6 separate regions of the Homo sapiens genome follow, and regions 2, 3, 4, 5 and 6 are each linked to region 1. Evidence: chromatin contacts called from ENCODE Hi-C or POLR2A ChIA-PET data. All regions are on one chromosome and are shown on one strand. The core of a region is the stretch at or near the end of the contact, and the rest is flanking DNA. Distances in the headings are between cores, read along the strand shown. Region 1 holds the start of CEP55 (centrosomal protein 55). Region 2 holds the start of RPP30 (ribonuclease P/MRP subunit p30). Region 3 holds the start of TCTN3 (tectonic family member 3). Region 4 holds the start of ALDH18A1 (aldehyde dehydrogenase 18 family member A1). Region 5 holds the start of HECTD2 (HECT domain E3 ubiquitin protein ligase 2). Region 6 holds the start of SORBS1 (sorbin and SH3 domain containing 1).

Region 1 (5,151 bases), core at 1,496-3,995:
ATAAAAAGCTGTTGGTAAATAATGTAATTCTGAGTATATAGGCACGAAATGTCATTACTTAACATAGGTCCTCTGTTTTAGAAGGTAGCCTAGTTCAGATCCATCTTAATAATCATTTGAGAGAGCACAGTGGGAAAAAGTGAAGAGAACCTAAAATAAGACATTTACTGGAAAAGAGGTATAACATTCAGGGGAGTCAGGCATGAAAGGAATTAAGAATAAGGGGCCAAATTAAGTAAGGAGAAACTCAGTATCTGCTAACAGTACTGGATGACAGTTTAGAAACAAGTATATAATATAAACTTTAGCAGGCAAAAATCTAGTGAAGCATACGATGCATATAAATAGTATATAAAAGTAACTCTAATTAAGGAGGTTAAAAAACATTTTTCTACTTCATGTATCCCAAGATAAAATAATGGCAGTGTGATTAAAGGATATAAAGGAGTATGAGCCCATTAGTGCATTCAAAAATTACTATAAAGCCTACTATTTACCAGGTATCCTAATACATGCTGGGTGTAAACTGGTTTAAAAAAAAAAAAAAGACATGTTCCCTAATGTTATGGGGCTTTCAGTGTAGTAAAGGCAGGCAATAACAAGGAAACAAACAAGGGTTCATGAATCCTCAAACTGTAATAAATATTACACAAGAGAAGTACAGGGATAAATGATATCAGTAAAAACAGGAGAGACCTCCTTAGAATGGTAGTGAAGTGACTTTTAAGATTGTCCTGTGTGAAATCAGAACGTCTAAACATATTAGAACTGTGGAGATTGAGTAGAAGAAATCATCTATCAAAAGGTTAGTCCTGGATTTTTGCCATTATAAGGTGAAAGATTGCAGTAGCTCATCCATCAGTTAAAGAAATGCAAGGTTATGGCGTCTCTCAGTCACCTGCTGCCACAGGAAGTTCTTTCCTATGTGTTTCTGTTGATAACACACTGTTGACTTGATATCGTGGGTCGTAGGACAGAAAACTACTACCAAGTCATTGAGACACAAAATGATGGAAATATAGATCTGCAGAACGTGAAAGAACCCCCAAACATCTGCTTCCTAACCTTTGCACAGAAACTCTGGCAGTGAATGAATGACTACTAGTTTCTAGCCTCTGGCCCAGACGGTTTGGATCTCCCCCACCACCTAGTCCCACCAACCTCCTTTCCCTGTATTTTCTTTTTTCTGTTTCTGTTTCTTTCTTTTTTTTTTTGGCGGGGGCGGGGCGTTAGGGGCGGCAGAGTCTCGCTCTGTCGCCCAGGCTGGAGTGCAGTGGCACTATCTCAGATCACTGCAACCTCCGCCTCCCGGGTTCAAGGGATTCTCCTGCCTCAGCCTCCTGAGTAGCTGGGACTACAGGTGCGCGTCACCACGCCTGGCTAATTTTTTTTTATCTATTAGTAGAGATGAGGTTTCACCATATTGGTCAGGCTAGTCTCGAACTCCTGACCTCAAGTGATCTGCCCGCCTCGGCCTCCCAAAGTGCTGGGATTACAGGCGTGAACCACCGCGCCCGGCCACCTTTCCCTGTATTTCCTATTCCAGTCATCCACAGGGTTCCCCCAGTTCAAACCTTCCTCAGCATGCCTTCCCTCTGTGAACTCTTAACAAACGATATAGCTGCCCCACCCCCACCCCTACACAATCTAGTACCCAATTACACTTCCTGCTAACCTTTTATTTTTTCAATTGTTCAACTATTTTTTCAAGGACTGCACTTTGATTTTTGTTGTTGTTGTTGTTACCCACAGAGCCTAACAGCAAGCCCTCAGATATGATTGGTTGATTGGGGCCGGGCGCGGTGGCTCACGCCTGTAATCCCAGCACTCTGGAAGGCCGAGGCAGGTGGATCATCTGAGGTCAGGAGTTCGAGACCAGCCTGCCCAACATGGCGAAACCCTGTCTCTACTAAAAATACAAAAATTAACCGGGCGTGGTGGCGCACGCCTGTAGTCCCAGCTATTCAGGAGGCTGAGGAAGGAGAATCGCTTGAACCCAGGAGGCAGAGGTTGCAGTGAGCCAAGATCGTGCCATTGCACTCCAGCCTTGGTGACAGAGCGAGACTCCATCTCAAAAAAAAAGAAAAAAGAAAAGAAATGATTGGTTGATTAGCTGAAGTGACCTAAGTCATGCTGGACAGGTGACCAAACAAGCGCTTCCATCCAGTAAATGGTACAAGGCCTCAATTACAAGCCGCATCTTCTACAAGGCGACGCCAATCTTTAAAAATTCCCACATAAAATCTCACTTGAGGAGACAGACAGGAAAAGAGAAACTGCAAAAAAAGGCACAAGTTTTCTCACTTCTAAAATAAAGATGTTTGAGGAACACACAACGAAAGTGCCTGCCAATCGGAAAAAGCCGTCCTAACAAAAGACCTTGGGCAAGTCACTTGGCCTCTCTGCGCCTATCTGTAAGGAGATGATACCCACCGCCAAGTCCAAAGAAGCGATCGAAGAGACAACGGTCTTGAGGCGCCCAGCCGGGTGCCAGGCACGAAGTGAGCGCCAGGGAAAAGGACTGTTATCAGAGCGGGCAGAGATTGAATCCCGCGGACGCGATCTGCCCACTGACCTGCCCTCCCTGGCGGTCCGGACCGGCCCGGCCCCGGGGCTGCGGGTCCTGGCCGCCCCTCGCCACCCTCCGCGGTCGCCTCCCTTGGGCCAGCTAGCAGCTGAAGCGAAGCGCGGCGCTCGCGTCGGCCGAGTCACACCATCAGGTGTGGATGCCGCTTCCGGGAGTTTGAATCCCGCGGCTGCAGGGCGGGGCACGTCACTGCCGGCAGGGCGCGGCCCGCAAGAAGGAGGAGCAGCGCGCGCGCGGCGGGGACGCGGCTCCCCGATTGGCTGCCGCCTTTGAAGGGCGGAGAGTAAACCTGAGGGCGGGCCGAGAAGTGGCTGGGGCCGCGGGGCGGGACAGAGGGCGGGAACACTTCCTCCCGGGCCCGCCAGCTAATTCTGGGATCGGGGGTTCTCTGCGGGCTTAGACCTAAACAAGCTTGGTGTCTCGCAGTCAGGGGCTGGTTTTGTGTTTATACGCTTTTAGGAGAAAGCAAATTACTATTTTTAATGGGATAAAACCAGTGACGATGGACCGAGACGAACTAGTTCTGCGCTCTTGAGCATAGATTCTCCCTGTGTGAAGTGCGGCCCCTCCTGCCCTGGGACAACGGGATTTCACAAAGGAGCACAGCCCCCTTGTCATCCCCTCGGGTCTCACTCTGTCGCCCAGGCTGGAGTGGAGTGGTGCAATCATAGCTCACTGCAACCTCAGTCTCCCGGGTTCAAGCGATCGTCTTGCCTCAGCCTGCCGAGTAGCTGAGACTACAGGCGCACGCCACCACGCCCGGCTAATTTTTTATTAAAAAATTTTATACAGACAGCGGAGTGGGGGGGGGGGGGGGTGGTCTCACTTTGTTTCCCACTCTGATCACGAACTCCTGCCTTCAAGTGATCCTTCCACCTCGGCCTCCTAAAGTGCTGGGATTACTGCCAAAAATCAGCAGCACAGCAGGGAGTGTTAACGGGAGAGATGAGAGGCACGCCCAGGTTGAACGCTGAGATTATGAATGCTAGCGGACCGGCTTTCAGACCAGACTGCTACCCTCCAGCCTGATATCTATCTATTGATCGATTCTAGCTCTTGATTAGCCGCTTTGAGAACGTTACTGCTGAGAGAAGAAGCACATGAAATGTTTAGCAGGGCCTCCCTTTCTCTCCTAGACCCAGCATAAACTCGCTGGAGATTTAAAACAGTAGATACACAGTAGCAAAACATCCTAGGTACACAATATTGTACAAAGGTTATAAACTCTAGATTAGGACTTTCTAGATTTAATTCCTTACTGCCCTGACTAGATGTGTCTCCTTGGATAAATTTATTTAACCTATTTGAGCCTCGGTTTCCCGATGTGTAAAATGATGCAAATAATAATATTTACTTCACAGCTCGGTTATAAGGATTAAATGAGGAAATCCGGCCAGGTGGAATGGCTAATTCCTGTAATCCCACCACTACGTGAGGACGGGGAGCGAGGATTGCTTGAGGTCAGGAGTTGGAGACCAGCCTGGGCAACACAGAGAGATCCACTCTCACCCCACCCAATCCCTGTCTCTAATTTTAAAACTTTAAAATTTTTTTACATGAAAGAAATTCATGTAAAGTGCTTAACATTTAGTAAATGTTCAATTGATGTTAGCCATTGTTAAACAAAAGGCAACACTCAAATGTTACTGAATAGAATGGATGAGAAAACCATGTGGGGAATTTTAAAGAATCAGAGAAACAAAACCAAAACAGAATGCAAGATAACGTTTGGTACCTGCTTCCAAGGAGCTCCCATTTCTGAAGGGAAGGTAAACTAAAGTATCAAGTGGGATTAGGGTGGGAAAAATCAGGGCAAAAGATAAATCATCGTGTGAACATTATTCATTGCCCAGAGTTGAGGGGCAAAATTAATTTCCACAGAGATTTACAAAGATTCTTAAAGAGATATAGAGAAAAACATTTCCCTGTTCACCTTCAAGCCAAATGGGGAGCAAAAAATGGGGGAGAGGGAGGAGGGACCCTGGAGAGAGGTGGCACCTGGCGGACTGGCACCTGGGTAGCCAGCACCCAGGCCTGCTGTGCCAGACACTCCAATTCCACACCTGCCCTCCAGGACCTTCTTTTCTGGCTAAAGGTCGCCCTGTGAGTGGGGACCTTGAGGAAGAGGAGCAAACAAGAGGCTCATTGGCCTGGGGGGCTTGTTAAATTCCCTAATTGCCATTGCTAGCCCTGAAAATTAATGTTTGCTCTTTACAGATAGGAGCTGCCAGTCATGAGGTTGTGAAGAGCTGGTAGTTTCCACAAGATCTCACAAGTACTTTGATGTTGATAGTTCACTCAGGGATAGTCTAGGATGAAGATTGGGAAACTCATCTTTATTCATGTAAAGAGAAATGTAACAGCCAAGCAGACTAGATATTTATCTAAGCAGGTGAGCTCATTTTCTTCCCAGTAGGAACCTGTTCTTGGGAAACCAAAACAGGATCAAAAGGCTGCTGAATGGGTTTAAAGATATTAAATGGAAATAGGGAGGCTGTTGTAGGTTAGAGCACCTATCACCTTTGAAGGTTACATCTTCCAAGGCAATGCTAATGAACACACAG
Region 2 (5,151 bases), core at 994-3,493, 2.6 Mb after region 1:
CCAAAAAAAAATCTAAATCATGACTCCCATCTTTAATTTTTAAAAATACCAATGGGGATGAAAGGATATTAACATTAAAATACATATCAATGCCAAACTCTCAACAGTTTGTCCAACTTCCTTCTTCCCTTCCTCCCTCAAATATTTACTGAGCATCCATTACTTGACAAGCCCTAAACTGGTGTTGAGCATACAGGATAAATAATATAATCCTTCTCCACAAGAAATTTACAGCCTAGTCTGTTGGAGAACGAAGGCAAATAAGGCAATTAAGCAAGTCATTGTATATAAATACATGTTTTTTATAAGTAAGGATTCTATGGAAGTACATAGCACAGTGAAACCTGGTGTAGGGGTCACAAAAGGCTCCCTGAAGAAAGTTACCCTTAAAAACAAAAAAAAAATCACAAGTATGCCTGTACCTTGGGCTTCACCTTGCACCCAGTTAGTCAAATCAACCAGCCACACCTCCTCCCTATTCTTCTTTACCACACTCCCAAATCTGCTCTAAACTTCCTTGTTATACCCATTTAGGATATCCTTTTGGCTACTAAACAATGTCCCTACCGTTCTACAGAAATGTCAACTAGGATCTGTTTCTCCACAAAACTTTTTCCTAGACTACTCCTCATCTGGCAGCTTAGGAGTACTTACTTCCCCAATCAGGCTTTAGGGTATTTTAATTTACACAGTATATTTCTGAAGCTTATTATTGGTTTCTTGTATCACATCAGAAACTGAGAACCAGGGCTCTGTCTTTCCTATTCTTTGCAAATGTCCACTATTTAGTTCCAGACTCATCAAATAGCAGAGCAGTCCTTTGTCTTTGACTTGTAAGTTGAGGCAACTTTATATGCCATGAATTCCATTTAATTTACAAACAAATAACCACTAACAATGTACATATATTACCACACCTCTTCCAAGTGTATTTTAAACTGGGGGAAATTCTCTAAAGAAATCATTATTAACTTTTCTTTTTTGTATTAATTTTTTTAATGTGTTCAGTTTATTCCACAAGCATTAACTGAGTAACTGCCATGTACTGGTGCCTGCAGAGTGAACGTGTTAAGCACAGTAAATAAAAGGATAAGACATGGCAATTCTCTTAGGAAGCTCATGATTTATTCAAAAATGGGATGGCGTCAGGAAAAGCCTCATTGAGGAGGTAATAATTGCGACAAACTACACCTAGGAAAACTTATTTTACAGGATCAAAGAACATTAGCGCCAAATGGCCCAGATCATCATGTCTACTTTCGTCTTCGTGCTGATGAGCAAAGTACCACAGAGATAACGTTCATTTAGTGGCAGCAGTGGAAAGGGACAGTCATTTCGCCACGGATACTTCATAAAGAGAACAATAAAAAAGTGGTGTGATTCACTTTGCCAAGAAGTGGTTGTCATTTCTAGCACCACCTCTGAACAGTATCAGTAATCAGAACTCACAATGAGCTGAAAACTGTCTCTGAGGAGCAGATGTTACTACACGAACCTCTTGATTCTTTTTAATCTCTCTATTCCAACACTTTACAGTCTACGGAATACAGAACCCATGACTAACTCCAATAGTTAAAACAGGTTCTCGTCTCTCAAGGCTTTCGCTTCCCTTCGATTTGGGCCATGCTATCCTCCTCCTCCACCTCCACTCCGCTGTGTATGTCCTCTGCCCCCACCTACCCTCTCTCTGTCTAGATAGTATTGTTCCAACACTCCCACGTCCTCCTCCTTCTCCGAGCCTCCACGGCGCTTCCTGTCCGTGCCCCAAATTCCAGTATTTGTTTAGACACTGTCGTGAGAATCAGGAAGGGCTGATAGTAACTTAGAAGCTTAGAAGATTGTACCCTTGGAGTCCAGCTCCGGCTTCTGTCACCTATCAGCTGTAGGCCCCTATGCAAATCCCTCGCCCTCGTTAGGCCTCAGTTCCCTCATTGCAGGAAAGTAGCTGAACCAGATAACAACCCCCAGAACCTTCGAGTTTCCCGCGCTAGGAATCAGACCAACACCTCGGCGGGCATCAGCCTCCAGGGACATCCCAGAGACTCTGGGAGACCTGACCGAGACCCATCAGGAAATAGTTACTCCGGAGTGTGGCCCGATGGTCTGGGTGGCATGAGGTTGGCCAGGCGCGAAGCCGGGGCAACTCACGGTGAGCGGCTGTCTCCACAAGTCCGCGCAGAGCCTTCAGGTCAGAACCCGCTCGCAGGTCCAAATCTGCAAACACCGCCATGCTGAAGTCCCATGACCGTCCGCGCGCGCCAGTCTGCGCAGCCGCTGAGCCCGCCCCTCAGGCATGCTGGGAGCTGTAGTTAACCTGCGCAGTCCGTCTCTACCTCCAGTTGACTAGGGATTCGGAGAAACTTACTTGCTTTGCTTTCATCTACCACCAGAATTTGTGTGTTGAAATCAACAGCTTCATTTCAATCTCTCTTTGTCTTCTTCTGAACGACAATGTTTGGTTCCCCCTGGAGGGGTTCCAATTCCCAACTATTCAATACTCCTATAAAATAGTGTAGAAATGAATTCATTCAAAATGCACGCACACGGTATCTACTTAGTGCTGCTCATGAATCAGAGAATTCTGCTAATGGGTGAAAACGCTATTTAAAGAGTCTTAAAGAACACGTTTTCCTTTCCTTTCCCTAAAGTCCATTCCGTTGTTTACAATGGACTTACCGGGAAGAAGGCGTTTGTGTGTGACGGACTCTAGGACTTCAAAAGAGAACTACCCCAAGACGAGGGTCTTTTTACCCAATCAGAACTGTTGATGTCAAAGCCCGCTATTCTCTGTGGCAGTCAACATCTTCAACCACAAGATGGCGGGACTCGCTCTAGGACGAGCGGTTAGAGCCAACATTGATTTAGCCAAAGACATGTTTGAAAAGGGAGGTGCAAAATTGAGATGTTTTACACTTTTCCAGCTGAGAAATGTACAAGGTGACGCATATCCCACATATCTGATGTTTCCACTTTTTTCCGACTTAGTGTAAATGATCTATTGAGGATAATAATCAATTATACTACAAAAGTGTGACTATAGTTTACATCAGTGCTCTCAAACTACCTGTGATGAAGGATCAGTTTCTCCCTCCTTTTCCTCTACCCCCAAACTCTTCGCGAACCAGGATGTGGTCCTTTATGCATTACCAGTAAGCAGCCTGGCCTCATGGGAATCACAAATTTGACAACACTCGAACTGCCCTATACCTGGCTGAATAGAATCTGCTGATCAGGAGCTTGGATTATCAGGACAATGCCAAAGTACTGTAAACTTTCTAAACATCTTCACTTTTTGTTTGTTTGTTTGTTTTATTAACGTGCGCACAGCAACAACAATCACAGAATTAGAGGCTCGGTCATTTGACCTAGGGAGTATCCTAGTTGGTGGCCTGCTGAGTTTTCGTTTCGTTTTGTTTTGTTTTTAGAGAGAGTATCTCGTTATTGACCAGGATGGACTCTAACGCAAGCAATCCTCTCTCCTAGCTGTGATTACAGGAGCCCACCCACATGCTTCACCCATCAATTTCTCTTATTTACTGATCACAAACAGTTCACAGATAGTCTCTCGTCTATGGACCACACCTTAACTAGTACTCCTTTATGCGATTTTCTTGTCGGTCTCAGAAGGGAGGAAGGATCTGTTCCATGCAGTAGCATGCAATTCTCTTCTTGGTTAACTTTTGTAAAGAAGAGATATTTTGCCTTTTCCAGTACTTGATATTTCCTAAGTGGGAGTAGAAGAGAATATTACTTCTGCAAATAGAATAAGGTCATATGAAGCAAACGCTTTGTTTTTCATGAGAATATCTAGTGTTAATTTTGCAGGGTCACACAGGCATCATCACCTATGACCATAACAATCTAGATTGGTCAGAAATATGACCAATGTGTGGTGAAGGTGAATAAGGTGATAGTTCAATTATTTTTTCATTTTTAGTTGACACATTGTAATTATACATATTTATAGGGTACAATTTCATGTTCTGATACATGTATATGTTGTATAATGAACAAATCAAGGTAATTAGCATATTCATCACCTCATGCATTTTTGGTGATAACATTAAAAAAAACTCTTCTAGCTGTTTCGTGATATATAAACAATACCTTACTGTTAACCATAGTCACCTTGTGTGCAATACAACATCAGAACTTATTCCTCCTATCTAACTTTGTACCTGTTGACCAACCTCTCCCCATCCTCCTCCCTCAATCCCTCCCTCAATACCAATCAGTTGGCTATAGGTGCATGCATTTATTTTTGGTCTCTCTATTCTGTTACATTATTGGTCTATGTGTCTGTTTTTCTGCCAGTACCATGCTGTTTTGGGTACTATAGCTTTGTAGCATATTTTTAAGTCAGGCTTTGTGATATCTCCAGCTTTGCTCTTTTTGCTCAGGACTGCTCTTGCTGTTTGAGGACTTTCGTGGTTCCACACAAACTTCAGGATTTTAAAAAATATTTCTGTGAGGAATGTCATTGGTATTTTCATAGGGATTGCATGGAATCTGTAGATCGTTCTGGATAGTATGTCTACTTCAACAATATTATTTCAGTTCATGAACATGGGATATCTTTTCACTTATTTGTGTCATCTTTATTTCCTTAATTTTTTTTATTGTACAGATCTTTCACCTTCTTGGTTAAGTTTATTCCTAGGTATCTTTTTTTGTAGCTATTGTAAATGGAATTGTTTTCTTGATCTTTTTAGATAGTTCCCTATTAGCATACAGAATGCTACTGTTTTTTTGTATGTCAATTTTGTATCCTGCAACTTCACTGAATTTACTTGCTAGTTTTAAATGGTGGAGTTTTTTTGGGGGAGCCTTTAGGGTTTTCCATGTATAAGATCATGTTGTCTGCAAACAGTAATGATTTGAGTTCCTCCTTTCCAATTTGGATGTCTTTTATTTCTTTTTCTTGCCTAATTGCTGTGGCTAGGAGACTGTTTAATTATCTGATGCTAGTATGAGACTAAAGTGGGCTTCTTTGAAAGTCACAGAACTTTTGCTGTGGACTGTACCATATAAACTTCTTTTCTTCTCTGCACCCTAAGCCTGGGTGAAGAGGAAGAGAAGAGGTAAGAAAGAATAGGAATAGATAACAATCAGTATTTAGCACTATACTGAGGGCCAGCGAATTTGCTAAGT
Region 3 (5,151 bases), core at 908-3,407, 2.2 Mb before region 1:
TCTTTTGCCAACGCTAATAAATTCAGAAATAATTTAACACTATTTGAGAGTTGCCATTTAAATTCCAAACTTTGAAATCTAAAATAGTCTCTGATCAGATGTACAATGGAAATTTTATAGAAAGATCATTACATGGTAAATTGGTTGCAAAAAGAAGAAATTTTATAGAAAGAAATACAATCCTGAAATAAAATAAACTAAAAATATTCCTAAGGATTAATTCTAAAGAGTTCAACAAAACAATTTTTAATATATTTTTAAAATATTTAATGCACATCTAACATGTCCCAGACACTGTTCTAGGCATGGGGATATTTCAATGAACAAAACAGACAAAACTCACTATTTTTGGAATTTACATTCTAGTATATACATATGATCATATAATCTGAATAATATGAACTTGGCCTTTTCCTATAGAAATTACTAATAAGGTAAATAAATGTTTTAAGACCAAACACATATCTCCCATAGCTGTCTATCACACAACAACATAAAAACATATTTGAAAATATTTATAACACAGAGAGACTTTTAGCTACTGACTTCAAAACATTAGAAAATAAAGATCTTGTAAGAGAATTCAAGTAAAGTCAAATGTCCTAAAACTTACCTGAGTTAAATGATTCACTTGTAAAGGGAGGTGTTGACCAGATTTTAGGTAAGTGTACTAGATTTTAGATAACTCTTAACAGATGTTAATTTATATACTAAAACTAAATATCCAAAATAATCCAGATGTCAGAACCGTGGACATAGGAAAATACTGGGTCTAGGAGGAGCAATATTTTGATCATCTACAGTCCCACTGTACAATATGGTAGCTACTCACGTCTGTGGTTAACTTTGAATTAATTACAATTTAAAAATTAAAAATTCAGGCCAGGCACAGCGACTCACAGCTGTAATCCCAGCACTTTAGGAGGCCAAGGCGGGAGGGTCACTTGAGGTCAGGAATTCGAGACCAGCCTGGACAACATGGTGAAACCCCATCTCTACTAAAAATAAAAATAAAATTAGCCGGGCGTGGTGGCGCGTGCCTGTCATCCCAGCTACTCAGGAGGCTGAAACAGAAGAATCACCTGAATCCTAGAGGCAGAGGTTGCAGTGAGCTGAGATCACACCACTGCACTCCAGCCTGAGCGACAGAGCGAAACACCGTCTCAAAAAAAAAAAAAAAAAAAAAAATCAGCTCCTCAGTCACGCTAGCCACATTTCAAGCGCACAATTGCCACATAAGGCCGGTGACTACCATGCTGGACAGTGCAGCTACGGTACATTTCCAATACCGAAGGAAAGTCCCATGGCCCGCGCTGCTGTGGGGAATCGGAAGAGGCACGCCATTCCCGGGAAGAACAAAAACCTCCTAGAGAGGCTTAAAAAATTTGCCATTAACACGGGGAAAAAAATCTTCTATTTCCATTCCTCCATCTTATTTTCTCACCTCCTAGACAATGTTTCTTTTTTTTATTCTTTCTCTCCCTATTTTCTCACATTTTTCCTGCCCTTTTTTCTTATTTTTCTCTCACTGCTTTTTCTAACAACAAACATGCAGTCCATCTTTAATGATTTGATGCATTTCTTTAGGGTTTTCAAAATTTCTCAATGTTAAAATGTAAGGAGCTGAATGAACATTATTTCTAATGTGTTTTTTTTTTTTTTAAAAAAGCCATATTTAGAGGAGACTGTTTTTTAAGGTATGTGACCTTAGGTGTGTTTCCCCCACCTGAGAACATTATTCTTCCATAGAAAGGGTTTCTCACCGTTGGAATCCGGGGTGAAAAAAAATTTGCAATTCTAGTTCCGGCCTCTGGGGTTTCCTTGCACCGGAGGCCGGGCTCAGTCCTCTGGGCCGCGAAGTGGGCGCGGAACCTCTCGGTCCGCCGAACTCCTACCGCCACCTAGCGGAAGGAAGGCGCAAGGGCTTCTTCGTCACTGACGGTTGCCAGGCAACGGAGGCACGGCCCGGCCCGCGTTAAGGAGGAGGGCGCAGACCGAAGGACACTGAAAGAGCTGTAACAACCCCACTTTCGATTGGTTGAAGAGCTCTCAGCCTTCTCATGAGCCAATGAGAAGAGGCACGCGGATGGCGTCAGACGCTATGCGACTCCTCCCACCCACGCTCTGGCAATGCGATTGGAGACCGCGGAGGCCTACGTCGGACCCGGAGGCCCTGAATGCCCCATGCGCACCCCACAGCTCGCGCTCCTGCAAGTGTTCTTTCTGGTGTTCCCCGATGGCGTCCGGCCTCAGCCCTCTTCCTCCCCATCAGGGGCAGTGCCCACGTCTTTGGAGCTGCAGCGAGGGACGGATGGCGGAACCCTCCAGTCCCCTTCAGAGGCGACTGCAACTCGCCCGGCCGTGCCTGGACTCCCTACAGTGGTCCCTACTCTCGTGACTCCCTCGGCCCCTGGGAATAGGACTGTGGACCTCTTCCCAGGTGAGGGAAAACGTTGTGGGGGTGGAAACTTACTTCTGAGATCTAAAATTCTGTGAGCAAAGTTGAGCTGCCACAAAGCAGGAGTGGGGCTGTCGGAAGAAGGAGGGTGAGCACCTGGGAGAGTTTGGGGATCTTCATCCCACTCACTCTGTGTCGTACTTTCATAGTCTTACCGATCTGTGTCTGTGACTTGACTCCTGGAGCCTGCGATATAAATTGCTGCTGCGACAGGGACTGCTATCTTCTCCATCCGAGGACAGTTTTCTCCTTCTGCCTTCCAGGCAGCGTAAGGTGAGCTTCGTTGCTCAGACTGAATCCTAAAGGGGTTTGGGGCCTACAACGGGTAACATTTGGATGTAAGAAGAGTTAGTCTTTGTGCCTCCCACCCGTACTTCCACTCCTAGGACATTCCCTTGGTTTTTCCTAGGAATTGCCTTTTCTGATTCTCTAGAGCAGGGCTGGCCAGTAGAATAAGACCTTCGTGTCGTCCTATAGGTGCCCAAGGAGTCCTCTTTGGCATCATCTGGCCGATATTGCTGGGACACTCTTTTTTGGACCTGCCCCGCCCCTTCTAAATATATCTTCTCCCTCCTCTTTCCTCACAGGTCTTCAAGCTGGGTTTGTGTAGACAACTCTGTTATCTTCAGGAGTAATTCCCCGTTTCCTTCAAGAGTTTTCATGGATTCTAATGGAATCAGGCAGTTTTGTGTCCATGTGAACAACTGTGAGTAGAAACATGTTGGTTGTTCTCATTTTCTAACACAGGAGTGTTATATTTTGTCTTCCCTGGCCCACATTGGAAGAAGAATTGTCTTGGGCCACACGTAAAATACACTAACGATAGCTGATGAGTTAAAAACAACAACAAAAAAAAAGCAAAAAAAATGTCAAATGTTTTAAGAAAGTTTACAAATTTGTGTTGTTGGGCTGCATTCATAAGCCGTCCTGGGCTGCATGCGGCCGGTGGGTTGCAGGTTGGACAAGCTTGGTCTAACATTTATTGAGAATTGGCTTTTATTCTGGCCTTTTTTCCATTTCTTTTTTTTAAACTTTTTTTTTTTTTGTCCTTTGAATCTCTACGCCTCTTTCTGCCTCTTCTCTCTTATTACGGAATACATTTGCATTTTTGTTTTTTTTTGAGACGGAGCCTCCACCTATCGCCAGGAGTGCAGTGCAGTGGCACGATCTCAGCTCACTGCAACCTCCACCTCCCGGATTAAAGTGATTCTCCTGCCTTAGCTTCCCGAGTAGCTGGGACTATGGGTGTGTGCCACCATGACCAGCTAATTTTTGTATTTTTAGTAGAGACGGGGTTTTGCAATGTTGGCCAGGATGGTCTTGATCTCTTGACCTCATGGGCCACCCACCTCGACCCCCAAAGTGCTGGGATTACAGGTGTGAGCCACCGCGCCTGGCCACATTTGCAACTTTTTATGTTCTGTTGGCTATGGATCAGAAAACTCATAAAGAACTTTAATTTCAATCATTTTAATCATTCCTCTTAACTCAGATAATCACAGATAGACTATATTCCCCACTTACTACAATCTCCATGAGGGTACTAACTGAATCCCCAGTGCCTAACACATAGTAAGCACCAAATAATGTTTGAATGAACATCTTTGACAAATGAGTCTATGCCAACCTTATTTTCATTTCATGAGGCAACAGTGTAGGAGGAGCATTAGATTAGGATCTCAGTCCTGCCATTTCCTTACCAGCTATACAGACTTGGGCAAATCCCTTAGCATTTCCAGGCTCGTTTCTTCAACTGTAAAGTGAGAAATAATATCATTGGCTTTGTATATGAAAGCGCTCTACAACTGTAGAGTACAATAAAGATTAGAGGTTATTATTATTGGGGATGGTTAGTGGACTTAGAAATTTGCTGGTGATGGCTATAACATTTCTAAAGATATGAAGCTAATCTATCTTTTTAAAATGTCTATGAAGCAAAATAATGTTCCTGCACAAAATGGATTTAAATGTCTCTTGCATCCTGGAAGTCACCTCATCCTGATTTCATCTGACTGTTAATAAGAATTGCAAAACTATATTTGTCTCAGAAAACAACCAGTTTTTGGTTTTGGGGGACTTGAATTTCAAAGCAGTTATCAGAAGCCTTGTGGTTATTTAGATGGTAATAGGGTAAAGGGAACAAGATGAATACTTCATTTTCAGATAAGGTTGTGGCCTGACGCGGTGGCTCACTCCTGTAATCTTAGCACTTGGGAGGCTGAGGTGGGCAGATCACTTGAGGTCAGGAGTTTGAGACCAGCCTAACCAACATGGTGAAACCCTGTCTCTACTAAAAAAACAAAAAATTATCCAGGCATGGTAGTGGGCACCTGTAATCTCAGCTAGTTGGGAGGCTGAGGCAGGAGAATCATGTGAGCCTGGGAGGCTGAGATTGCACCACTGCACTCCAACCTGGGTAACAGAACGAGAGTCTGTCTCAAAAAAAGAAAGTTGTCTCTTCTTTTCCAAACATTTTACTGCCTTTTAAATCCAGCCTTATGATCATGCTCCAGGGTTATTGCAATGGCACCTACCTGGTGCTCCCTGCTTTTGATCCCCACTCCTGCCCCCGACACCATCCTGCACACTCCTTCGGGATCAGTGGATCTGAACTTTCTTTAAACACCTGAGGGAGGAATATGGCCACTTCCAATAGTAGTTATGGTTCATTACATCAATGAACTTTTTCCTGA
Region 4 (5,151 bases), core at 1,445-3,944, 2.2 Mb before region 1:
ATCTTAAAAGATGAGGTACCAGATATAACTTACTTGAGGGAAATTTAATTTCTTTTGTTTTTTTCTACCCTACTGCAAATTCAAAATGCTCCACATTTAACACATTTCGTATTCTCATTCCCCACCCAAAAGAACTGTTGTTCCCCGTTCACAGTTCCACATGGCTGGGGAGGTCTCAGGAAACTTACAATCATGGTGGAAGGGGAAGAGGCATGTCTTACATGGTGGCAGGCATGAGAGAGCAAACAAGTGAAGGGGGAAGAGTTCCTTAGAAAACCATCAGATCTCATGAGAACTCACCTCATAGATTTCCTGATTCATGGTATTGCAGCACCATCAGATTCCCAAGCACTGCTCTTCTTCTCTCACTCTCCCACTTTGAATAAGTGCTGTCAGCTCTCCCTCCTTTTTGTTCCCCATTCCTCTGCTGGAGCCTTTTTTGGGCCACCATTTCTTACCTGGGCCTTTGCAATAGGCTAACCAACATTCCAGCTCTAGGCGTCTTTACTGATTTCTGGCACAAAAATCGGATCATACCATTCCAGCACTTAAAAAGTCATGTTTCTCTGTTTTTAAGGATTATAAAATTCAAAATCTTTAGCATACCACAAAAAACCCTTTGTAAGTTTAGGATACCAGCCAGACCCCTCTCCTGTCATGTCCTACTGCAAGTAGCCTCTTTTCACGGGGTGTCTCACACCTCTGCATATATCATTCCCTTATTCCCTCTTCCTCATATGATCCTGTACTCCTCTCCTCTTTTAGGTAAACTCCTTACTTCTAGTGCTTCAAAGCACAATTTGAATATCAACTCTTTTTAAAGCCATTGTATTAGTCTGTTTTCACACTGTTACAAAGACATACCCAAGACTGGGTAATTTATAAAGAAAAGAGATTTAGATGATTCACAGTTTCACATGGCTGGGGAGGTTTCAGGAAACTTACAATCATGGTGGAAGGGGAAGAGGCAAGTCTTACATGGTGGCAGGCAGGAGAAAGCAAACCAGTGAAGGGGGAAGAGTCCCTTATAAAACCACCAGATCTCATAAGAACTCACTATCACAAGAACAGCATGGGGGAAACAGTCCCATGATCCAATCACCTCCCATCAGGTCCCACCCTCCATAGGTGGGGATTATGGGAATTACAATTCAAGGTGAGATTTGGGTGGGGACACAAAGTCAAACCATTTCAGCCATCCCTGAATGTCTGGCCATCCCATTCTTTAGTATTCATCACATGGTATTGTAATTATTTGCTCATATATCTCTCTCTTCCATAAGGCTGTGAACTCAGCTATGTCTTCTTCCACACCCAGGGAATGCTTGGCTGTCTCAGTCCATTTTGTGCTGCTAAAACACAATAACACAGACTGGATAATTTTTAAATAATAGAAATTTATTTCTCACAGTTCTAGAGGCTAGGAAGTCCAAGATCAAGGTGCCAGCATCTGGTGAGGGCTTTCTTGCTGTATCCTCACGTGGTGGAAGGGCAGAAGAGCAGAAGAGAACACCCACCTCCACAAACCTTTTGATAGCAGCATTAATCTATTCATGAGGGTCACTCTATTCATAAAGGTGGAGCACTCTTGACCCAAATGCCTCCCATTAGGCCCCACCTCCCAATATTCTTGCATTGGGAATTAAGTTTCCAACATATGAATTTTGGGGGACATATTCAGACCATAGCAGTAGCCAGTGTTTAATAAACAAGAAAATGAATAAATAGGCTTAGTAGTGTTATCAGGGACGACAGAAGGGCATGATGCCTTTCTGTGCCCAACCTCCTATCAAGTGCTGCCCTCCCACCACCCAGCACTATGTGCCTATGCAGGAATGTGTCCTTTGAGCAAAATACAGCAAGGAAAGAGGGAGAAAAATCTGTGTTTTCACTTTTTTTCTTTTTCTTTTTAAGAGGTGGGGTCTTGCTGTGTTGTCCAGGCTGGATTTGAACTCCTGGGCTCAGGTGGTTCTCCTGCCTCCACCTACGAGTAGCTGGGACTACAGGCACACACCACAGTGCCAGGTTTTTGTGGTCTCTCTTTAAAGGTGAGTCTGCATTCACCTTTGGAATAGTTCTAGTTGTCATAGATTGAATATCCTATTTTAAAATGCAATATTCTTACAACTGCCTTTGATGAAAGGGAGTTGAGATGGGACCATTGGGGAAACCTCCAGATGACTAGGGGGCAAGTAATTTGATTGCAGTGCCAAAATGCTTCCATTTAAGGAGCCAAAGTTTGCAAATGTGTGTAAACTGATCCAATCTATTCCCAGGATGTGCCTGAAGTAACAAACATATGTAAGTTGATCCAACCTATTTCCGAGGTGTGCCCGGGATATAAATGGTTAACATTGACAAACACACCTTATGAAATCTACCAGCAGCTGAGGGTGCCAGGCACCTCTTCTACCTCCCTGGAAGGCCCAGTGGGGCGGCGTTTCGAAGGTGTCTTCGCCCCTGTCTCCGGCCCCTGTCCCCTCCCGGGACGTGGGCGTTCCCCCTGAACTCGAGTCCCGCCTCTTCCAGGCTGCCGGGGCCTGGTGGGCTGGCCCGCCACGTGGAGCGCTGGCTTGATTCTCGAAAGGGGCCTACGCCATTGCCGCGCCGCAGCTCCAGGACAGGCCCTCGCCCCACGTCAACAGCGTAGGGCCGGCTGCCCAGGTTTACTCTTACGCCACTGACGTAACGTCATCGTGCGGGACGTGGACGGAAGAAAAAAGAGAGTGAGCGAGCGCCGGAATCAGCCCGGCGTGGAGTGCGGACCCGCGGTAGTGCCAGGGGGCGAAGGCGGCGGTGGTGAGGAAGGTACGCGGCGAGCGGCGGGGATGGCTAGGCGCCCGCGTCTCTGCGGAAGCTGTTGCGCGCCCAGGCTCAAGCGCGAGGGGCGTGAGCGCCGGGCCGCTGGAGCGGGGACGCTGCCGGAGCAGGTGCCGGGGCCCGGGGATCTGGCCCATGGGTAGGTGTGGGCCTCGGCCGAGGGATGGCGGCTGCATCGGGCCGCCCAGGGCGCGCTGCAAGACCGTGGCGCGCTCCCATATGCCGGTGCGCGGCCGCCCCGGGATCTACGGATGGCTACGGGCCCTGACCTCCCCGGCCTCCCCTGGGTACACCATGTAAGGAACTGGGCCAAGTGGAGACTTCAGGCATCCGCGGGCCCCTTCTTTCCAAGAGTATGGAGCCTGCACTGGTGGGTGGCGTGGGTGGCGGTGGTGGCAGCGCCGGGATGCCGCGGGTTTTAGCTGGCCGCACGCTGACTCTCAGGGGCCTGGGTCCCTAGTTCCCCGCGGCCCTCCAGGCGTTCATCATCCCCTCCTCAAAGCCAGACTCCCTTTGCAGTATGGCATTCTGTGTATGCTGGGGTCTTCCTGTTACAGCAGGACGCACCCACATACCCCACCTCGTCCTTCCCCCATCATTATCCCCTGCCCTCTGAGGTGGTGAGGCCCATCGGATCTTTGTATTTAAGTGGTGAGCCATATACCGAGCATGTGTTTGTGGGTGAACTGTGCTGGGACTGAGGTTCACTTCTCTGTTCAAATCAGTTAGATAAGGGCATTCTGTTTAGTCTGTAAAGAGATATTGAGAAATGTCTTGAGTCAAAACGTGAAAACTTTCTTCAACTGATGATATGGAGTCTAAACACACACACAGAGTCGAGACACAGTCACACAAATCTAGACACGAGTCTAGATACACACACACACACACACACACACACACTCTCTTTGCTCCTTGGGATCAACTGTGTGCTTCTCGAGGGCGTAATACACTCTGCCTGGTCAGTCAGAGATGGTGGTACAGGGGAGAGGTCAGGAGGCTTGGTTTCTACGTCAGTCTTCAATCTCTTATTTCAGTGACCGTAGGTGTTCAGAGCTTTCAATGACTCTTGGTTAATAGAGAGGTAAACAGTCAGTCAATATATGTGTGTGATTGTATCTAATAGTGAATATTCGTTGAATTCTTTGTTCCCGTGATGGGTCTTGAAGGAAATTAAGGAAAAAATAATTGTAAGGCATCATTAGTGCCTAAAAGACAAAAGGAGGAAAACTGACATTTACTGACCATTTGTTGTACCCAAGCACTTTCCACGCATTCTCTCTTTTAATTCTCACTATAATTTCATGAGGTCCATAGTGTTAGTATCCCTGATTTATAAGTGAGGAAACAGAGGCTTAGAAAAATTGGGTAACTCTTACATATGTAACTAACCTGCACATTGTGCACATGTACCCTAAAACTTAAAGTATAATAATAATAATAATAATAATAATAAAGAAAAATTGGGTAACTCTCCACAAGACACACAGCAAGTGCAGAGCTCGAACCCAAATCTGACCAACTTCAAAGGCCTTGTTCCTCATCGTTTTTGCCATATTGTCAATGGAAAGTTTGTAATCCAGATGGGAAAAGCAGTAGTCATGAGCTATTTAAAAGCTAACCTATAGAATTATATCCAGCTGTGAAGACTAGCCTTGCTGGGGAAGGTTTCTTAGGGAGGTGGAACTGGAATTTGATTGTTTTACCCTTTGGCTCTTCTGTAGTTATTTTGGAGAATTCACATGTAAATAATTGTTTAGCAGCCATTATTGAAGGAATTTATATAAGCAGCAAACTTAGATCACGTGCTAAAATCATACTTCAGTGTTATGAAAAAATTGAAATAACAAAGATCAATTAATACTTTCTGTTGCCTACTAGATGCCATATGTTTTAGAACAGCTGCATCCTGCCAGTCTCTTCTCTGTCCCATTTCAGTGCCTTTGTGCAGTATAAATTGTAAAGCAATGACACCATTCCTAATTTTTCTTCACTATGGGGCTAAATGCTAGTCTTCTGAGGCACATTTAAGAGGGCTGGGATATATCCACCAATCCATGGAACAAAAGTTAAAAGGAGGCCCACAAACAAAGAAAGTGAAGTATTTTTCTTACCTTGTGAAAATAGCAGTGTCTCTGTAGCATAAAAAGAGCTACAATATTGGGAGGCCGAGGTGGGTGGATCACAAGGTCAGGAGATCGAGACCATCCTGGCCAACATGGTGAAACCCCGTCTCTGCTAAAATACAAAAAATTAGCCAGGCATGGTAGCGCGTGCCTGTAGTCCCAGCTACTCGGGAGGCTGAGGCAGGGGAATCACTTGAACCCGGGA
Region 5 (5,151 bases), core at 998-3,497, 2.1 Mb after region 1:
ATAAGGCACAAGCAAGGCTGAGGCAGGAGAATGGCTTGAACACGAGAGGCAGAGATTGCAGTGAGCCGAGATCAGGCTACTGCACTTCAGCCTGGCGACAGAGCAAGACTCCGTCTCAAAAAGAAAAAAAAAAAACCCTCAAGTTTTGTATATTTATCCTTATCCTCTTCTATTCCAACTCATACCTTTTCAAAGTTTAATTCAAGATTTAAATTTTTTTCTTGAATATATTCTTCTCTTTGTCTAGTAGTACAAGTCCATAATCCTCTATTTACAATTTCAAAGTCCTATAAATTCTTGAAACTGAAGTGTCTTTGCAACTCATTTGGTGGCAAAAACATGCACCTAATCTGAAATGACATGACGCTACTGACTTTTTCCCTTTAGCATGAACACATAATTTCATTACAGTTATTAAGATGGTTGATTAGAGAGAACTGGCTAGGACCTTACTGTGGGTATTAAATAATATATGATATATGTACCGAATTACCTTTCTAAAATCTGAAAAACTTGAAATCCCAAAGCAGACTGTAGACTTGTATCCACACTTGCAAATTCCAAAACGGCAATTTTTCAGTTATGAGATGAATAGGTTTTTGGGAGAGCGTTTGCTTGAGGACCTAAACCCACTCATTTAACTGTTTCTATAAGTACATACATTTACTGTTTTAAACAACCAACTTAGAAATGAACTGCTGGAATTCTGTGAGTTAAAGACTTCCTATATAAAATCTGAAAACCTAGGGTACCAGCAGCAGGAACCAGGTCTCCAAGCAGCTGGGTGACAAATTCCTTCAAAGCATTTTCTAGGGTAATCCCTAACCCCAGCTCCAATCTACCAATCAATTGTAGCTACGCTTTTAAACGTGTATCATTACTGTTCGCAATTTGCTGCATTGATTTAAAGAGCTTGTTTTAACAATTTCCAGTTATCAGGGCCCTCAGACATTTTTGAAAAACCTACCGAATCCGAAAATTATTCCTAACACCAATACAGTACTTAACGAAGAGTGAGCTATTTTAGTAAGTTCTTAGTCATTTAAGAGGGAGGTTTTAAGAAATGAACCGCAAGTAGGAATAAAGAAAATGTATAATGTTCACTAAACTTTTACTATTTTGTCACACACAGCTGCATGACAAGTCATGATCTTTAAATATATCAAAGCAAACTTTCAAAAAGTACTTAAATATTATGTCAAAATAAAAAATTGCAAAATCCGAGGTTTTTTTTTAAATTGTGCTTCAAATTAACCAGTCACAACCACCAGTAAAAATAGGGAAAGAGGGGGAGGGGGCTGTCCCATGACATCATCTGGCAATATGTAGTTTGAAGCCTGACAGCGCTCTCCAAATAACCCTTACGAAGATACAGCTGGGAAATCATCCCTGTCAAGCTTAGATAACTTGGGTTTAAATAAAAGGTTCAAAAAGCCTCCCCCCACCTGAGTCACATGTCTGTACCATATGAAAAATAAAACCATCACTGATGCATCTACCTCCCACTACACTGACAGCAACGGAAAGGTCACAATTAAGTGGAAACTCGCCGCAGAGCCTGTTTAATCTGAAGGGGGAAGGGAAAGAAAAGCGAAGAAAAGGACAAAAATCTGCGCGCCTCCAAGGCAGGCAGGCAGGCAGGCACCTCCGTGGAAAACCCACTCCCGCCTGCTGACACCTATGCTCATCCAACAGATCATGCCGACTCAAGATGCAGGTCATTCTCTTAGAGAAAGTGGGGGCCCAAGCCCCAGAAAATAACCCAAACATCCAGCGGAACCGACCACCCCCAACATTTCCCGAGGGTGGTAGGTGTACCTCGCGAAGTGTTCGGGGCTGTCCACGAGGCACAACTCTTTTATTTCTGCCCAAGGAAGGGCGGCCTGAGTGCGTCTCCCTGGAGTGCCAGGGCGTGCCCAGGGTAAACGCAGGCCTCCTGACGGCCCTCGCCCGGCCGCCGTCCCTCCCAACTCCCGCCGTCCGGGGCGCCAGACGGCCCCGGCCCACCACCTACCGCGGTCGCGCCGGCGCCCGCCGATACGATGGGCGGCAGCTTCTCGCGCTCTGACTCCTTCCCTTTCCTCTCCTCAGGCGCGGGCGCCGCCACCACCAGCGGAGTGGCGGGCGAGGGTACCCGAACCGCCTCACTCATGTCGGGCCGGGCGGCGGGAGCGCCAGGCGGCGGCGGCGGCCTCAGTGTTGCTGGGGCTGGCGCTGCTGCTGCCGCCGCGGCCGCGAGAGGGCTCTGGGCTGCCGCTTCTAGCCGCCGCTGCCGCCGCCACTCCGCCCCCGCCCGCGCCCGCGCCTTTGCGCGCGAGCCCGAGGCCGCCCCCGCGCGCGCCAGCCCCGCGGACGCGGCTCCCCACAGGTCCCACAGGTTTCTTGCTCTCGCCTCCCCCGCCCGCCCGGGGCTCGCGCGTCGCGGGTCGGGAGCGCCGGCGGTAGTCCCCCTCGTCAACCCCGAGGGCCCGGAGAGAAGGCGCCACGGTCGACGCCCGACCGCCATATTGTTTGCAGAGTGTCGCCCGAGATGACGAGGAGACCCCGCACCCGGGCCGCGCAGGAGAACCTGGACTAAGGACGGGCAGTCGGGGAGACAAGTCGAGCCCTGCAAAGGGTCGGACGGGGATAGAGTGTCCGAGTGGTACCAGTAGGGCAGGACGTAGGCACAGACTACCCTTCACGGACGGCCCTGGCCTGCGGCGCCGAGTCCCGCGGGCAAGCGCCCTCGGGGTCTGGGCTGGTGGCCTTTCGCCTTCTTCCAGGCGCCCACAAAGCTGTCCGCCTTGGGGCTTCTGCCTTCTTATCCTTGCCCGCCCTCCTGAGCCCAGGAGAGGCGGCCCGGAGCTTGCGCAGCCCGGGGAGACAGCCTTCCTGGCTCAGCAACCGACTCTTTTGTACACGCCTGGATGGCTTCAGCCTACACAGGAAAAGCCTGGAGGTGGGGAGGAGTGCGACGTGGTGGGCCCCCCCTTTCCCCTTCCCCCATAGGATTGGACGGCCAGTCCACACTTTCCATTCCTGTTCCTCTCGTCCCTCTTTGACTGCCAAATCCGCCTCTCCCTTCCCGTCCCCACGCGCCTACGTTTTGCTCTCTCCCCGCAACCCTTTGCTGTCTCCTATCCGTCCCTTCCTTGTTCCTTTCCGTTTATGTTAGAGATGTACATACCCAAACTCTGCTGCACAGTCCTCAATCAAATCATTACAAATAGGAGTAAAAACTTGAAAGCCGAAGAAGAGAGCTTTTAATTATGAAATTAAAATACCCCCCACCTCCACCACCAGGACACCTAGACAATTTCCTTTCCTTTCTTGTCGCCCCCTCCTTTTCCTTTTTCTCAGTCTACTGGAGCGGCGGGGACACCTGCTGATCTAGGAGAAAAGAGAGTAAGAATGCGCTGTATCGCCTGTTAAAAGCAAGGAATTTCGATATTCAGCTCTATCAGATTTTTTATCTGTGCCTTCATTATTTTATTGGAGGTTGAGTGAATTTTTAGATCAAGAGTACCTAAGTCCAAATATAAGAACCAAAAATATCTCTGAAACAAACCCAAATATGATTTCGGGGTATCTATTGTTTACATAATTTGGAGTTATTAGTATAACTAAATACTAGTTATGGTGCATCATGAGATAAGGTTGCATGTTTTCAAACCCACAATTTGTAACAAGTAGATCTGAAGCAAACAATGTTGCCTTCTAAATTTTGAATTCTGACTTTCATTTATAGAAAGGCTTTCTACTTTAATATAGTTGCTGTTGCCACCTATTTACTTGTTAATTAACAAAAGGTATAGAATAAGTGCCATATAGTCAGCAAAAAGTATTTCAGTGCTAATAGCCTTGGAGGGAAAATGATGTATGTCGGCATTACTTTGAAGCATCCTCCTCCTTTCTATTAATATTTTTCTAAATTCTTTTTCAGGATTTTCTTTCCTTAAAACTACTGAAATACTCATCCCATAGAGAGGAACATAACATTATTTTCTGCTTTTAGCAGGTCTGTATGCTGATCATGGATACAGGAACAACTCAAATGTTATTTTATAAAATGAAGCCTTTATTTTAGCTGCAATTTCAGATATTCTGTGCTAAGTCTAGGTTGATAGAACAAATACTAGAGGGAAAAGTATCCTCTTTCCTATTGTTTTCAACTAGATTTAGTAATTTGCTATAAAAATGTTTGGATGAGAAACCACTTGGATAACAGGCCTTCTGCTTTCTTTTTTCATGTGTGAGACTAAATAAAAGTGTGTCTGTACATGTAGTCACATTCAATAGAACAAACTGCTTAAATATTGGCAAAACAAGGCAAGTCAAAAATGTTAATTTCTGCTACTGCACCAGAGTAGATAACCCATTTCTTAACAAATTCTCTGATTAATTAGCTTGTGAGTTCCATGTAAAAAATGATAATTTGTTCATGTTTCCTTTGACTTCTTATTAAATAAATGTCCTCAATCCACCACCTCATCCCTCCCTCATACATAGTCCAGGAGGGGGCTGGAGAATGGGAATGGGGCCTGCTGGAAAGCTGTAGAATTATAGCTCTGGGGGAACTCGTGGTGTGCTTGAGAGACACATTCCCAACTGCCATCAGTGTGCTTCTGGAGACCCAGGTGGGAGAAGAGAGTGTTGTAAAGCAGGACATACAGAGAGCTCTGGCCATTCTGTACAGAGGTGTGGAGAAGATGCTTTTTAGCTATGCCAAGTGTCAGACGTGCAACAGTGAGGGTATCCAAGTATAAACTCATTCGCTTTGGAAAAACTAGGAGCGAGGCAGAAGAAGCATTTCATGTTTCTAAGTCCAGATGGAAGACCTGAGCTCATTAATTATACCTATGGGGAATAGGGTTTGGCAGGGTGGGAGTGAGGGTTAGAGAACTCATTATTTCCCTGGAAGAAAAAGAAAGACAAAATTACAAGGTAATGGAAGGTCGAAATTATAGATAACTTCTATTTTAATTATGTATAGTAATACTAATGTAGTGAACAATAGCAAAATAGGTGCACAGGTCATTTTAGAATGGTTTATACCACTAATACCTTAATTTTAGAAGGTATAGCTATGAAATAGTGCAACTTATTTTAATATTTCAACTGAATGTTGTCCTAAAGTAAACTTGGGGAAATTATTTTAGCCATGTTGAC
Region 6 (5,151 bases), core at 904-3,403, 2.1 Mb before region 1:
GGCAATTCTCCTGCCTCAGCCTCCCACAGGTGCACGCCACCATGCCCAGCTAATTTTGGATTCTTTAGTAGAGATGGGGTTTCACCATGTTTCCCAGGCTGGTCTCAAACTCCTGAGCTCAGGTGATCCACCGCTGCCCACCTTGGCCTCCTAGAGTGCTGGGATTACAGGCGTGAGCCACCACTCCCAGCCTATTATGAGCATCTTTATGTGTCAATAAACCTCTTCATTTTTTGTAGCTATTAATATATGATATTCTGTCATATGGTTGTACTATTATTAACCAATGCACTCAAATTGGATATTTGGATTGTTTTGATTTTTTTTTTTTTTGGCTATTCTAAAATGGTGTTGCCCTGAATTTGCTGGGTAAGTAACTAGTCTCTCTACCCTTTGTTATACACCTCTGTGGATAACCTCAGGATAACGACACTATTCCCACCTGGGGTCGTGTGGTGGATGTGAGTTAACGCATGTAAAGCTCTTAGCACAAGTATAGTACGGTGCATAGCAGCCTAGACGTGCTCAATAAATACTAGCTGTTTTATTACTTTATAGCCCAGAGAGAGCTGTCTTACACAGATTGTGGAGTAAATAAATAGGAGAGCCGGGGAAGTGTTCTTTGAAAAGCTGCAGGATGAGGTGCAGATAGGGGAAGGCCGTGGGCTGGGGGCTCCCTAGGTTGAGTAGTTCCCCAGTGTTTTCTCATTTATAGAGTAAGCTTCCAGATGGCTAGGACTCTTCTTTTTTTTTTTAATACACAGCAGAGGACACCAGGTGGTCACCAAAGACTTGTCACCGTTCCCTGACATCTAAGAATCTTTGCTGATGAGTTTCCGATCAGTCTGTGCAGTTATCAAGGCCAGTCTTTACCCTGCCACCCACAGCCTGTTCACTGAGAATGTGCTCTGGCTGAAGATGCTTGCAAGGGCAGCTGACAAAAATCAGTTGTGCTCAGCCCAAAGGGCGAGTGTCTTATCTTCAGGGATGTGGGAAGCTGGGCATGGAGGGAGCAAGTTCCAGACCAGTACTTGCTGGCTCTGCGACCTTGGGCCAGCAGATTCCCCACTCTGATCCCTGTCTCTGTTTCCTTTTCTGTAACTCTGAGGGGGACTAGAGGAGGTCAGGAGAATGGCATAGCACAGTGGTTAGCTCTGAACCCCATCTAACACGGTGCCTTCCCCCCACTTGCAATGACCTTGTTGCATTGTATGCACTCTACTTTTCACATTGTAGAGGATCTTATTTATTTACTTGTCTCCACTAAAATGGAAGCTTCCTAAGGGAAAAGGCCTTGCCTGTCTTGTTCTCTGCAGTTAACACTGGGGTCCAGCACTGCCACAGAGCCTCTAAATATATGTGTGTTGCATGAGTGAAATCTCAGAGCCTGGGTTCAAATCCTGGTTGCACCACTTGCTGTGTGACCTCGGACAAGCCACTTAAACTACACCTCAGTTTTCCTGCATAAAAATAGTAATTATTTTCAGTTTTCTCACTAGAAAAATATGGATTAGTAATCGTTCCTCTCTTATCAGGCTAAGAGGATCAAATGAGGAAATATCCGGGAAGCATTAAGCACACTGGCTGGTACAGAGCACACGAATGACAACAGCAAACGTTTATGTAGCACGACGGCCAGGAACTGATCAAAATGCATCACCTATGTTAACTATGTTAATCTTCACTAGATTTTACGAAGTCGGACTATTATGCCATTTTACAGATGGGTAAACTGAGGCCCAGGAGTTAAATAACTTATCACTGTTATTTTACGTCTAAGGTTCCTTCCAAGCTCCCCGTGGGCGACCCTTCCGAAGGACCAGAAGGCGCGCCAGGCCAGCGTCCGGCCCGGCCAGGACGGAAAGGGTTACTAGGCCCGCGCGCCCGTTACCGGCGGAGGCCGGCGGGCTCACAATGCCAGGAGCCGGGCGCCGGACACTTCTTCGCCTCCCATCCGCGCACACGCCCCTTCCTGTCACGGCTGGGCCCGGCCCCGCCCCCGGCACCGCCCGCTGGCCGGGCGCTGCCAGAGTGGACGGTTCCAGAGGCATGCTAATGAGGGGGCGGGCACCGCAGCCCATTGGTTGTCCGCGGAGTGTCGGTGAAGTCAGCGCTGAGTCCCAGAAAAACAGAGCGGGGCCAGCTGCAGCGTGTAGTGCGAGTGGGGCGGACGCGCGCAGCCCGCCCGCCCGGCGACCAGCAAGGTAAGCCCGCGCTCGCCCGCCCGGCCGCGCTTGCCCGCTCGGCGGCGGCAGCGCCGGGGGTGTGCGCGGCTCGGCCCCCGCGGGCGGCGCCTTTGTTCCGCGCTCGGAGGAGGCGCATTTAAAGGGCCAGCTGTTGGAGGGACTTGGGGGACCCCCTCCCCCAGAGCATCCCCCCATGGGCACAGGGAAAGCGGTGGTCCCTCGCGGCCGAACCGTCCATCCTGCCTGCTCGGCGAATCCCCAGTCTTTCAAGGAAAGTTCCCCAGGGTGCGGAGGATCTGGGGGCTTCCAGGGTTGGGGGTTTTTAAATTTCCTTTTTTGGTGGGTGTGGGGTAGTACGATCATGGCCTCTGCTAGGAGAGAATGTCCGCCCGTCTCAGGGTGGCTGCAATTTGGGTGGGTGGAGGAGACATCAAAGCCCGAATGGGTTTGTGCTGTAAAGTGAAACTACCGAGGAGGGGCACCTCTGCAGCAGCCAGAGGAAGGCGGAGGGAGCGAGCGGCGGGATGGAGGCATCTCAGGTGTGTTCATTCATCAGCATCCCCTGGAGAGGGCGGCGGGAGGGGCGCAAGGACGACGCGGTTGGCCGGACCCGCCTGAATGAACGGGGACTAGTATGCGCCGGGGACACGGCGCCTGCCCGTGCCGCCCGTGCCCCTTCTTCTCCCCGAGTGGCTGACAGCATCTTGCTAGGCAGCTCATCACCGACATGGACAGCAAGCAACTCCTTTCTCCGAATTCCCCGGGCATCCCCTGCTACCACCTCGCTGCTTTCCGATGTGGCTTCCTTGATACGTGGTAGCGCCATTCAAGATAGAGGGGAAAGAGGCTTGAAGTCATTATGTTTCCTTCATGGGGGAATGTGCTGTCGAATTCTGCATCCCCATGCATCCGCTGTCGTAAGATGGCTTTGAAATTCACCAGTGCATGCTTTCTCCAGGCAGACAAGAATTTATTACGCTATTACATTGCTACGTAAAAGCAGAAGGGATCCCACTGAGCATGGCTCGTTTTGTTCAGTCCTCGGTTTTTCCCAGCATGTTCTGGGCGAGCCTTTGGATTTTTGTTTTAAACACTGAGCGTTGGGATGCCCCTGTTGTCACAGGGCCGACCTGCTGAAATTGCTGGAATTGGTTTCATCGTCAATAGGAGGGAGGTTCATCTAGAGACATCATGGAACCTATCTGGCGTGTCAGGCCTCTGACTCCATCTCTCCCCTCAACACCCCCCCCCCCGCCCAGCCCCCCGCGCCCTTTTTTCCTCTTAAGTGGAGGCGGGGGATGGATTGGCTGTCTTCACTCTCCTTGTGTTTTGAGCTCCTCTGCTTAGATTCAATTCTGTGGTTTTGGTTGGAAAGGTATCTTGGTGGTGATCGAAGAGAGGAGGGTTGGATTAAAAGTGGGGTGGACACAGAGGGGTCAGCAGCATCAATGACAGAAGACAGATGATGGACATATCTACAGCCTTCAGACACCGATGAGGCAGATGGCTGTCTACAGAGTGAGGGGCGTGTGTTTGGGCTGTGAGGGGGAGGGGTGGAGGAGGAGGATGCCTCCAGCAGTTTTCTGCCCCGCCCTCTGGATGCTGCCTTAAATAGCCCCTTGCCAACCAAGCTCTGATGTCTCTTTCTTGGCCTGAGGGGAAAGAAGGGAAGGGTTGGTCTGTTGGCACCTTTGCCCAAGGCACTGTTGGAGCAGATGGTTAGGAAAGGGTTAGTTCTCCAGGGGTTGCAGAGAGCACATTTCTCAGCTGGAGGGCCCTGAGACCACTCCTTTGGCGACTTCCCTGCAGGGAATTAGCAACTGAAATGAACTGCTGTCTACCCTGTGGGGTAAAGAGTTGGGAGGGTATTGTCATCTTGTGGACGATACCCGCCTTGTTGGCCTTTTCCTTCTCCTACCTGCTTTCATTTGTTGTAGTTGGAGAGTTTCTGTATACTTTTCGGAAGAGATTGGGCATATTGGGGAGTGGGTAGGAGTTATGGGAAAGGATGAGCAAATTCTTCCTGGCAGAACAAAGCACTGTTCAGCTGTTCCTCTCTTTCCCCTTCTCTAAAATAAGAGTTCAATACAGATAGCAGAGTCTAGGGTTTTCTTTGTAAACAATGAAAGGGCAGGGCCAGGAAAGAAAGTTTTTATTGTGCAGCATTGATAATGATCAGGTCATCCTAACTTATCTCCAGACCCTTCCCTGGATGTGGAGATAGATTTGCTGTAGAGGGCACTCTATGGTAATTTAGGATTTGACCTGTCTCTAGGAGAAAGGCATGGATGGTCTCAAAAAGCTTTGGTGGAGAAGCTCTGGACCAGAGGCAGGACAGCTAGCTTTGGTCCTGGCCACCAATCTTTGGGCTTTGGGCTAGTGGCTTCTGCTCTCTGGGCCTGTGTCCTTGCTGGTGAAGTGGAGGATGATAGGGCAGAAGGTCTTCCAGGGTTCCTGACAACTCCACTGTTCTTAGAGTCACAGTTTGTGATGGCATTTTCAGGTTCTTTCCTGTTTGCTAAATTGATAATAAATTCAAAGTATTGCACAATGGCATAGAAGAAGCATTCTAGGATGCAGGCTTCTGTTGGATTCACATCTACCTTTTCCTTGATTAGTGTGATTTGTGAGGTTTTACTGTAAGTATGTAAACAATTCAGAGCTAGAACGGTCCAGAGTGAGAGGCACAGACCCCAGAGTGAGTGGTTGTGGGAGATGAGGGTGGGATGATAGATTGCTGAGGAAAGGGAGTTTCTGTAATTTGTTCTCTTTCCCTGTGGATGTTTAACTTGCTGGTTTATTCATGGTTACACAGGTGAACGTTTACCTATCTAGAAGATGAGAGTTATAAAAGACCTCTGTGATTGCCATGTTCCTCCCCCTTCCCCGCCAAACTGAGGAATTTGAGGGGTTGGGAGGTTTGGCCATTTTTCCAAGGTTGCACAGCTAGCAAGATGTGGAGCTG

What was found. A loop is a pair of places that touch in the nucleus more often than their neighbours do. ChIA-PET counts read pairs that join two places held with the same protein, here RNA polymerase II (POLR2A). Pooled maps may share reads with other maps.
Region 2: a map of B cell shows a loop between it and region 1 (19-fold over the local background). The contact joins the promoter of RPP30 here to the promoter of CEP55 in region 1. A Hi-C loop is called at or near these places in 2 of 168 maps with a recorded cell type or tissue (B cell and CD8-positive, alpha-beta T cell) and 8 of 50 pooled maps.
Region 3: a map of naive thymus-derived CD4-positive, alpha-beta T cell shows a loop between it and region 1 (14-fold over the local background). The contact joins the promoter of TCTN3 here to the promoter of CEP55 in region 1. A Hi-C loop is called at or near these places in 1 of 168 maps with a recorded cell type or tissue (naive thymus-derived CD4-positive, alpha-beta T cell) and 5 of 50 pooled maps. POLR2A ChIA-PET finds 5 or more read pairs at or near these places in 2 of 52 experiments (HEK293T and activated naive CD8-positive, alpha-beta T cell).
Region 4: a loop to region 1 is called in a map of CD8-positive, alpha-beta T cell, with 20 times the contacts of the local background. The contact joins the promoter of ALDH18A1 here to the promoter of CEP55 in region 1. A Hi-C loop is called at or near these places in 1 of 168 maps with a recorded cell type or tissue (CD8-positive, alpha-beta T cell) and 6 of 50 pooled maps. POLR2A ChIA-PET finds 5 or more read pairs at or near these places in 1 of 52 experiments (activated CD4-positive, alpha-beta memory T cell).
Region 5: a loop to region 1 is called in a map of CD4-positive, alpha-beta T cell, with 5 times the contacts of the local background. The contact joins the promoter of HECTD2 here to the promoter of CEP55 in region 1. A Hi-C loop is called at or near these places in 2 of 168 maps with a recorded cell type or tissue (CD4-positive, alpha-beta T cell and naive thymus-derived CD4-positive, alpha-beta T cell) and 7 of 50 pooled maps.
Region 6: a loop to region 1 is called in a map of B cell, with 32 times the contacts of the local background. The contact joins the promoter of SORBS1 here to the promoter of CEP55 in region 1. A Hi-C loop is called at or near these places in 1 of 168 maps with a recorded cell type or tissue (B cell) and 6 of 50 pooled maps. POLR2A ChIA-PET finds 5 or more read pairs at or near these places in 1 of 52 experiments (naive thymus-derived CD8-positive, alpha-beta T cell).

Annotation. Positions count from the first base shown.
Region 1 is chr10:93,494,206-93,499,356 of GRCh38, reverse strand. CEP55 (centrosomal protein 55) reads right to left here and starts at 2,745. Exons shown (of 9, transcript NM_018131.5): 1 at 2,434-2,745. RefSeq lists a silencer at 2,417-2,926.
Region 2 is chr10:90,869,066-90,874,216 of GRCh38, reverse strand. It overlaps RPP30 (ribonuclease P/MRP subunit p30), which reads right to left and starts at 2,243. Exons shown (of 11, transcript NM_006413.5): 1 at 2,149-2,243. The coding sequence starts at 2,230. RefSeq lists enhancers at 1,933-1,992, 2,123-2,392, 2,111-2,405.
Region 3 is chr10:95,690,933-95,696,083 of GRCh38, reverse strand. It overlaps TCTN3 (tectonic family member 3), which reads left to right and starts at 2,157. Exons shown (of 14, transcript NM_015631.6): 1 at 2,157-2,440; 2 at 2,608-2,731; 3 at 3,046-3,164. The coding sequence starts at 2,185. It also overlaps a transcript of ENTPD1 not described here. RefSeq lists enhancers at 1,197-1,698, 2,173-2,452.
Region 4 is chr10:95,654,254-95,659,404 of GRCh38, reverse strand. ALDH18A1 (aldehyde dehydrogenase 18 family member A1) reads left to right here and starts at 2,694. Exons shown (of 18, transcript NM_002860.4): 1 at 2,694-2,808. RefSeq lists a silencer at 2,848-2,957.
Region 5 is chr10:91,407,440-91,412,590 of GRCh38, reverse strand. It overlaps HECTD2 (HECT domain E3 ubiquitin protein ligase 2), which reads right to left and starts at 2,247. Exons shown (of 21, transcript NM_182765.6): 1 at 2,015-2,247. The coding sequence starts at 2,152. All of the region lies in intron 3 of HECTD2-AS1 (HECTD2 antisense RNA 1), which reads left to right. RefSeq lists a silencer at 1,891-2,480 and an enhancer at 2,631-2,840.
Region 6 is chr10:95,558,373-95,563,523 of GRCh38, reverse strand. SORBS1 (sorbin and SH3 domain containing 1) reads left to right here and starts at 2,153. Exons shown (of 33, transcript NM_001034954.3): 1 at 2,153-2,204. RefSeq lists silencers at 1,804-2,173, 2,214-2,323 and an enhancer at 1,808-2,570.